2 separate regions of the Homo sapiens genome follow, and region 1 is linked to region 2. Evidence: read pairs that join two places in POLR2A ChIA-PET (ENCODE). Cell type or tissue: GM12878. All regions are shown on one strand.

Region 1 (5,000 bases), 160 kb after region 2:
CGAAGTCTTGCTGTGTTGCACAGGCTGGTCTTGAACTGGCTTCAAATGATCCTTATCTCTCAACCTCCTGAAGTGTTAGGATTATAGGTGTGAGCCACTGCATCTGGTCTATTTTTATAATTTTTTTTAGATACTGGGTCTCACTGTTGCCCAGGCTGGTCTCAAACTCCTGGCCTCAAGCAATCTTCCTGCCCAGGCCTCCTGAGCTGTTGGGGTTACAGGTGTGAGCCACATGTAAGTTTTTGAGCGTGTGATCCCTGCCTAGATTGGAGGAGGTATGAGGGTGGTGGATGTGGTTGAGAAGGGAGGTGACTGTGAACATTAGAGCAAGATCTGTGGTTTACAAAGATCACTCCAGTTGTCAGATTAGAGGATGCTTTAGAGCAGGGCAAATTGGAGCAGGGGGACTGATTCATTTACTGTTGGAATGTCCCAGGGAAGGAAAGATGAGATAGTAACAGATGGTATGAAGAGGAGGAAATGAGACATTTTAGATGTAGAGTGGATGACTGTGTTGATAGCTGTGCGTATATGTGTGTTTGTATTGATATGAATGTAAATCAGACTATTAAGAGAGTCCTGTTTCTGAAAAGCTTTGCCTTCATAAATCAGTGTCTGAAAGTTAACTGCTTGTTTTTATAACCTGTTGGTTAATTTTGGAAGGCAGTAGTAATAGTTTTAGGCATGTCGTCACCGTAAAGCTTAGTTTTATAATATGCAAATAACATGCTTCTGCAAAAAATGTAACTTCGACCTGCCTTTATTTTTGAAAATTGTGCATAAAGTAAATATTTATAGTGCGATTCTTTTTTTCTATAATTTTCCTTATAATTATGGAGCTAAATTTTTAAACAAGATTGGAAAGCTATATACTTATTTTTAAGGAGCTTGCTGCATGTATTTAATTTTCCTACAATCGCTACTAGAAGTTAAAAGGATAGTGAATTCATAAGGTCCTTTCCCCCACACTTAAAATTATACCATATTATGATCATCTAGACTGTTTATAACTATTTTGTCAGAAATTCTCCCTGATTGGAGCATGACTTTATCTAGTTCCATTACCGGTGCCATTATTCTGGATATTTAGTATTACCTCCAGCCCACACATGCTGAGGGAGATAGACATGAAGTACATGTAAATGGGTAGACTAGAAGTGAGATTGACTGACAAGCCATGCCTGGCTACTGTGTAATAAGCTTCCGGCTTTGGAGGATAAACAGAGATTGGTTAAAAGAGCATTTGTATAGGTATGTTTTATTGTGTATAACTTACATTAAAGAATACATGTTTTAAGTGTACAGCTCAATGAATTTTTACATGTGTGCACAGCACATCGTGTAACCACTACCTAGATCAAATTATAGACCTTTTCCAGAGCATTTCAAGGCTTCCTCTTGCCTGTAGCTCATCCAGTCAATGAACTCTCTTCTTAAAGGCCTTTTCTGACCTCTTTCACTGTAGGCTAGTTATGTCTGTTTTTGAAATTTATGTAAATAGGATTATAGAGTATATACTCTTGTGGTTTTGTTCCCCCACTCATTATTATTATGTCTGTAAAATTCATCCGTTTTATTATGTGTGGCTGTAGTTTTTTTTTTTCTATGCATTATTCCATTGTAAATATTCAGTTTGTTTGTTTTACTTGGTTGATGAAATGCTTGGGTTGCTGAGTACTTGGCTGTTATTGATGAATACGTGAGTTGCTTCTAATTTTTGTCTGCTACTGTGGACAGCAATTCTAAGGTAGACATGAGCACTTGTTTCTCTTGGGTATGAGAACCCAACAGAATTACTGGGTAATGGGGGTAGGCATATATTTAGCTTTAATAGATACTGCTTGTTTTGGGAAAAACTCTCAAACCATGTTTTTCCTCTGCTCTCAAACCAGTACAACAGCAGTCATGAACACAGAAGAAGGCTTCTGTGACCAAATGTGTGGGAGTGGGTTTCTCTCCACCACTAGTGAGCAATCAGTTCTGCAGCGGGCACCAGCTGTGTGTTCCCCAATTCAATTCCGACACAATCTACCTAGAGATAGTGTCCGATCCCACAGATTGAGGGCTTGGTCCCCGAGATTGCCCCCCTACCCCACATACCAGTGGCAAGCCTGGGCTTTTGTCCTTCTGACCAACTTGCTTCAAGTTGGGGTTCCCGCTACCCATACTGTGGGTTCAATTAATTTGCTGGAAAGGCTCACAGAATTCAGGGAAACAGGTAACATTTACCAGTTTATCATAAAGGATATTATTACAAAGGATATAGATGAAGAGATGTGTAGGGTGAGGTATGGGGCAGAGCTTCCATGCCCTCTGTGAGTGTGCCACCCTCCAGGAACCTCCACCTGTTCATCTGTCTAGAACCCTGTCCTCTTGGTTTTTTTGTTTTGTTTTGTTTTTGAGACGGTCTTGCTCTGTTGCCTAGGCTGGAGTGTAGCGGCACAAACAGCTCACCACAGCCTTGACCTTTCGGGCTTAAGCAATCCTGCCTCAGTCTCCTGAGTAGCTTGGATCACAGGTGTGCACTCGGTTAATTTTTCATTTTTTTGTATAGACCAGGTGTTCCATGTTTCCCAGGCTGGTCTCAAACTCCTGGGCTCAACTGATCCACCTGCCTTGGCCTCCCAAAGTGGTGGGATTACAGGAATGAGCCACTGCTCACATCTTAGGTTTTTATGGAAGCTTCATGACATCGGCATGCCTTCCCCTGGGGTATAAGGCAGGACCCTCTCTGCAGAGGATCTTAAAGATTAGAGTCGTGCCTCGGGTCAGGTCAAAGGAGGGCTGGAGAAGGTCACCGAGATTCCGTTTCCTGAGGCCTAACTTACCTAACATTATAACAAAACACTGTAACAAGGGCTGTGGGAGTTTTGCTGCATTGGATGAAAACCAGTATGTATGTGTCATAACACCACACTGCTAAACTGTCTTCTAAATGTCTGTACTCCAGTTGGTTCCATCTCTAATGTAGAGCATTCTAGCCATCACTTGGTATTTTTAGTCCTTTAAAATTTAGCCCTTCTGGCTGGGCGTGGTGGCTCACACCTGTAATCCCAGCACTTTAGGAGTGGATTGCCTGAGGTCAGGAGTTTGAGACCAGCCTGACCAACAAGATGTAACCCCGTATCTACTAAAAATACAAAATTAGCTGGGTGGTGGTGCATTCCTGTAATCCCAGCTACTTGGTGGAAGGCTGAGTGAGGCAGGAGAATTGCTTGAAGCCAGGAGGCGGAGGTTGCAGTGAGCTGAGATTATGCCATTGCATGCTAGCCTGGGCAACAAGAGCAAAACTCTGTCTCAAAAAAATAAATAAATAAATAAAAATAAAAATAAATAAAATAAAATTTAACCCTTCTAATGGGTGCGTGGTAGTATCTGTATTGTGGTTTCTGTTTTTTATTTAATCAGCTTTATTATGGTTTACATTCAATAAAATCCACTCATTTTAAGTGTACTGTTTGAGTTTTGAGAAATATATATACTCACATAACCACTACTGCTATCAAGATATGGAACATTTCCGTCACCCCAAAAAACTTCCCTGTTCCCCTTTTCAGTCATTTCTCTGCCCCAGCCCTAAATAACCTGCCTTCTATAACTATAGATTAGTTAAATATGTTCTGGAATTTCATATAAGATGGAATCATACAAGATGCACATACTGTATGCACTCTATTATGTTTGACTTATCTTAGATTCATTCTTGTTGTATCAGTTCATTCCTTTTTATTGCTTAGTAGCATTGCATTATATGAGTATATAACTGTTTACCAATTCTACTGATGGATGTTTAGGCTGTTTCCTGCGTTTGGCTATTATGAATAAAACTTGGGTGAGCATTTGTATTCAGATCTTTGTGAGGACATCTTTTTTCTCTTGGGTATACTTAGTAGTGGATTGCTGAGATAGAGTAAATGTAAAGGAACAAACTATTTTTCTATACGCTAACATCATTCCTGACTCCAAATGTTTTTTGTTTCCACACCAAAGCAATTCTTCAGTTATTTGCAGACACCAACTGGGTGTCCTGTAGTTCAATTCAATTCTGACTGTATTTACCTGGAGCTAGTGAGATCCCTTAAATTAACCAAAAGACTGCCCCCACTTAAGGTGCCAGTCACAAGTCCTAAGTTGCCAGGGTACTTTTGGTTATAACTTGAGGGGTCTCATGATCACCTGCTCATGTTCAGTAATTTGCTGTAAAGGCTCACAGAACTCAGGGAAATACTTTACTTACATTTATTGGTTTTTAAAAAGAACATTATAAGGGATACAACTGAATAGTCAGACTAAGAGGTATGTAGGGCAAGGTCTAGAAGGGTCCTGGGTGCAGGAGCTTCTGTCTCTGTGAAGTTGGGGTATACCATCCTCCTGGTAGAGGCATATGTTTGCCATCCCAGAAGTTCTCTGAACCCTGCCCTTTAAGATTTTTTTTTTTAATGGAGGTCACATTACCTAGGAATGATTAATGATTAATTAATGATTAATCATTGGGCATTGGTGATTAACTCAATTCCTAGCTCCTCTCCCGTCTCCAGTCCCTTTCCTTTTCCCGGAGATGGTGGTGGGGGCAGTGAAAATTTGGATCATGGTTCCTCTAGCAGCCAGCCCCCATCTTCCAAGAGTCACCTTATTAGCATAAACTCTAGTATGGTTGAAAGTGGCTTATTTTGAATAACAAAAGATGCTCCTCTCAATACTATCACTCAGGCAATTCCAAGAATTTTCGCTTTTGTGCCAGTAATGGGGGTCATCAGGGCAGCAAAGATCAAATATATGTTTCTTATGTCACAAGATGTATATTTTGTGTTTCAAGAAACTGCCAGATCTTTTCCCAAAGTGGTTGTACATTCTTATACTTCCTCTGGCAATATGAGTTTAGTTGCTCTACATCCTAGTCAGCAATTGGCATTGTCAGTCTTTTTAATTTTAGCCATTCTCATAGGTGTGAAATGGTATTTCATTGTGGTTTTAATTTACATTTCTATGTGCCTATTGCC
Region 2 (5,000 bases):
GGAGGCTGAGGCAGGAGAATGGCGTGAACCCGGGAGGCAGAGGTTGCAGAGAGCCGAGATTGTGCCACTGCCCTCCAGCCTGGACGACAGAGCAAGACTCTGTCTCAAAAAAAAAAAAAGAAAGAAAGAAAAGTCTGAGCAGCAGGTCTTGCTGGGTTTAGACCGTGCACTTTTTTTTCCAATCACGTCTCTGTACACGGTTGTCAGTCATGCCTGTGTAACGAAGTCTTCATAAAATCCCAAGAGGATAGGGTTCAGGGAACCTCTGGACAGCTGACCAGGTGGAGCTTCCTGGAGGGTGGTGTACCCAGGGAGGGCATGGAAGCCCCTTGCCCCTTCCCCCAGCCTCACCATACACATCCCTTCATCTGTATCTTTTGTAATATCTTCTATAATGAATCAGTAAACATAAGTAAATGTTTCCATGAGTTCTGTGAGCCAGTTCCAGCAAATTAACCAAATTCAAAGCAGGGTTCGTGGGAACCCCAACTGGAAGCCAGTATCTCAGAAGGTCCAGAGGCCTCGACGTGCAACTGGTATGTGGGGTGGAGGGCGCAGTCTCGGGGCCTGAGCCCTCAGCCTGTGAGATCTGACGCTGTCTCCCGGTAGATAGTGTCGGAATTGAATCGGAATACACACAGCTGGTGTCCACTGCCTGTGTGTGGGGAAAACCCCCACATTTGGTCACAGATGTCTTCTGTGTTGATGATTGTGGTGTGAGAACAGAGGAAAAACAAGGTTTGAAAGTTATTCCTCAACAGCAAGCTTTTTGTACTATTTGAATTGGTGTGGCCCTTTATACATCCACACCTTTCATATAAGAATCCAGACATCTGACTTGGCCCCACGGGCCCTATTCCCTCGCAGGCTCTGTGCGCCAGGCTGGGTGTGGCTGCCCCTCTACATAGGTACATGCTCCCTGGTTTGTCCTGCCCCGGCCAGGTGACCACTCTGGATTCATGCTCCTTCCTGTATGAGATAGGAGCAGATGATTCCAGTGCTGTGGGAAGGAGTGTGGAGACAAAGGAGGTAGAGGGGGCTGTGGGGCTGTGTTCCGTTTTCCTTGTGTTTCTTGAGCTGCTTCCTTCTTCCTGGCCTTGGGAGTGGGTTGTCTCTGGTGGAACCTTTAGCAGTTGCAGCTATCGTGGCCTCTGTCCCCGTCATGATAATACCTACCTGTGTCTGGCATTCCACATGCATGATCTCATGTGATTGGCCTCCCACCTCCCTCGTTTAGACAGGGTAGCAATGATTCACTCAGTCATTCATTCACTCACCAACACATGCTTCCCCGGGGAGCACCGGCTGTGGGCCCGGCAGTTTAGGTGCTGGGGCACAGACACGAAGGCCTGCCCTCTGGAAATTTACATTCTACAGGGGGCAGGGAGGAGGGGGAGGCAGACAACAGACAATAAAAGTAAGGCGTATAGTATGTGAGTTGGTGACGTGAGTTGGTGACGTGTGCTGTGGACAACAGATGGACGCCACACAGTGTGTGTGTGTGCGCAGTGTTTTACTGTCCTGTGGGAGGTGTGAGCTTGCCCAGGACACCTGTTGTTTCTCCAGCCTTGCACGGGGCAGGCGCTGGTGCAGGGCTGTCTCTATGGATGGTGATTTCGGTTTCCAGCATGGACACAGCACGGACACAGCATGGACATGCTACTAATGGCTGTGCTGTACTCACTGGACACCAGGTTCTGAGCTACAGGCTTTCCCTGTGTGATCCCATGTGATCACAACCAGGGAGGCAGCCTCTACCATCACCCCCACTTTACAGATGAGCATACTGAGGCTTGGATCTCCGAAGTTACTTGTCCCAAGGTCATTCTGTTAGTGTCCGGCCATAATTGGGACCCAGGTGTGTCTGGCTCCAGAGTGGAAACCCAGTGCTCACCTTGGTTCACGTGGGAGCTTTGGTTCTTTGGAGACATATGTCCCTTGACTAATGAATCCGGGAAGGCTGGGGGTTGCCCTTAGGGAAGTGCTTCTTCCCTGGCTTTCTGAGCAGGCTCTGAGCGGGCCAGCGCGTGCTCTGCCTGCAGTGGCCACCGCCCCACACTGCCCCACCCCCGCCGCCTTGGTTTGACTCCTACCTGTCCCTCAAGGACCAACTGAAAGGTTACAAAACATTTAGCAATTTGAGTTGAATGTGCCGCCTTCCAACAGCTGGTGTGCTTTTCCCTGTCCCTTCTTACCCTTGTCCTGGGATTTGTGAGTCCATCTCCTGACCTCCTCCTTGGGGGTCACTTTCCTCAGGGCAGGGGCATGGGCCTGGCTCCTTCCCCTTTGTGTCCAGCACTGTCCTTAGCAGAGCTGGCTTTAGAGAACAGTGGCCAGAGAGACAGATGGTCAAATGGATGAAAAATGTCCCTGCAGACACAGAACTGCCTTTGTCTCTCCGCTAGGGCTGAAGTCCGGTTAGCATCTGCACAGAGTCTGATCTTAGCCCTGATCTTGGCATTTCTGGAAGATGGGATGGACTCAAGCTCAGGGGACTTTGACCCCAGAGCCAGTGCTTGCGACCTGTGGGCCAGATAGTACCTGAGGGAGTTAGGTCCCCTGAAATTGAGTCGCCTTGGTTCCATCCTGAGGTGCCTTGGGACTTGGGCACGCGTAGTTAGGTGTGCAACCACCTGAGTCTCCTCATCTGTAAAAGGGGGTGGGGGGTATCTAAGTCATCCCTTAGATGTTCCCTCCCCTTTGCCTCGGCAGGACTCCCTCCACCCGGCCCCATGGCACGTACACGCTTAGGAACCTCAAGGTCACTCCCTCTGTTCCAGATGCCCTTGCCCATGGGTGAACTCAGTTCACCCTGCTCAAGGGCAGTCCTAATTCCTTCCCCAGGCTTCCTTCGAATGTGGTGGGTGAGGCTGGGGGTGGAGGAACACGCCTGGCCCAGCGTTCCTGGGAGGCCTGGGGGTGTAGGCTGCCTAGTAAATGGCAGCATTGTTTGGCCTGGAGCTCAGAGATGGGGAGATTCTGGGACTCCACCCACAGCAGCTGGCTGCAGATATGCTAAGGACATTTCTGTGTTGACTGTTGCGTTTTTTGGTGTCTGCCTCCAGGGACTTGCTTCTCAGGCAGAGGCCTTGGTTGGATAACTTTTGTCTTCTGTGCTGTATTGGAGAGGCTAAGGAGGTTCCCAGCACCGCCCCACTGACAGCATCTCTCAGTGCAGGGAGGCCTGGGGGGCTGATGGTCATGCCTACCTCTGCTTCCGCAGGAAGAAACAAGCCTAGAGAGGGAAAGCAGCTTGCCCGTGGCTACACAGCTAGGCTGTCCGTGTGTCTTGGAGTCAGACTGACCTTGGTCTATACTCTGGTTCTGTCACTTATTAGCTGAGTGGCTTTGGGGAAGCCCCTTCCCCCACCAAACCTCAGTTTCCCCATCTGTAAAACAGGAATATTTGTATTGCTTATGAAATTAAGTGAAGGAATGCTTATCAAACACTTAGCGCCATGCCACGTATGCACTAGCGGCTCAGTAATGGCAGCCATCATCTCTTCTCTCTTGGTTGGCAGTAGAGGGAGGGACTGGCTTGCCTTTGTCCTGCTTCGTTTGCACAATCTGGCTGTCATCTCTGTTAGCCATCTTTTGGCTGTTCTGCCCCTGATTTCTGGGCATCTTAAGGCTACTGAATTTTTTCATTCATGTTTATTCATTCATTTATTCAACAAACACTTATGATGATGTACTAGGTCCCGGGCTTTGATATTGGATCGTATGAAGGGAATTTTTTTAGATGTAAACTGCTTCTTCAAGGATAAAGTGACTTCGCTCACTTTGAACCTACATAGTCCATGTTGCAAATGACCTTATTGCTGTTGAGAGCTTCATTTTCCAGATGGGAAAACAGCGGAGGCTCAGAGCAGGAAAGAGGTCAGGACAGCCCCACAGAAGGATGGTGGCAGACCCAGGACCATGTCCACATCTCCTGGCTGTGGCTTATTTAATTTGAGTTCTAGGAGTTTTGCTAACATTTATTTATTGAGCACCTTTGTGTACCCAGGACATGCTCTTGGCCTCAGGAAAGCCCAGGGAGGTGAGGGGATCCAGGCCCAGAGCACGGTGTGGTCACTGCGTGTTGATGCCTCACCTCTGGAGTCAAAGTGCCTTAATTTTCTTTCTTTCTTTTTTTTTGTTTTGTTTTTGAGACAGTGTCTTGCTGTGTTGCTTAGCCTGGAGTGCAGTGGCACGATCTCGGCTCACTGCAGCCTCTGCCTCCCGGTTCAAGCTATTCTCCTGCCTCAGCCTCCCGAGTAGCTGGGATTATAGACATGTGCCACCACACCTGGCTGACTTTTGTATTTTTACTAGAGACAGGGTTTGGCCTTGTTGCCCAGGCTGGTCTCAAACTCCTGAACTCGTGAACCACTGCGCCTAGCACTCGGTTTTTTCTTGAGGACAGCTGGGGCTGTGACAGTGCCAACCCAATTCCTGCTGGTCCTACTGCCTATACGCTGTAAAAGTTAATGTCTAAACCCTGTGGGTGGTCCAGGCTCACCCTTATCTGGGACATCCTGGCTTCCTTATCTCTGGTGAGCAAGCTCACTTGGTATGTGTGTGCTGACCAGTAGGGCCCAGAGAGGGCTGGAGCAAAGAAGCAGAGGGGCCTTTCCCCCCACCCACCCAGGGGCTGTGACCCAGCCTGTTTGTGGCTTCCTCCTTGAGGCATGAGGAGGGATGGGGTGCTTAGATCTCTGCCACTTATCTGTGACCTTAATCTTCCTGAGCCTCAGTTTCCCCATATGTAAAATGGGAATACAATAATACCTAGTGCTGGTAATACTCGATAACATTTATCAAGCATTGACTTACTATGTACCAGGCAATGTCTTTTGTTCTGACATACATTATCCTACTTAATCCTCACAATAAATCTTATGAGGTCCAGGCATTTTTTAGGATACCTACCTCAAATAGTGAGTGTGAGATAATCCATGGAAAGCACTTAGCATACGGCCCGGCACAGAGTAAGCTCTCAAATTGCATTAGGTGTC

What was found. ChIA-PET counts read pairs that join two places held together with the same protein. Peaks named below come from ENCODE experiments on the same cell type or tissue, not always from the same donor. Only the 100,000 strongest peaks of a DNase experiment are listed, where the experiment ranks them.
Region 1: POLR2A ChIA-PET joins it to region 2 with 5 read pairs; 2 of 35 experiments call an interaction of 5 or more read pairs at or near these places.

Annotation. Positions count from the first base shown.
Region 1 is chr5:171,980,586-171,985,585 of GRCh38, reverse strand. The region is part of intron 1 of FBXW11 (F-box and WD repeat domain containing 11); the gene reads left to right. Among named protein-coding and RNA genes, the nearest start is that of FBXW11, 24 kb to the left of the region's middle. RefSeq lists enhancers at 1,631-2,403, 4,614-5,000. In GM12878, no CTCF peak of the experiment used is centred here; no DNase peak of the experiment used is centred here; H3K27ac peaks cover 1,855 bases.
Region 2 is chr5:172,142,516-172,147,515 of GRCh38, reverse strand. All of the region lies in intron 2 of STK10 (serine/threonine kinase 10), which reads left to right. Among named protein-coding and RNA genes, the nearest start is that of STK10, 43 kb to the left of the region's middle. RefSeq lists an enhancer at 2,810-3,310. In GM12878, no CTCF peak of the experiment used is centred here; no DNase peak of the experiment used is centred here; H3K27ac peaks cover 662 bases.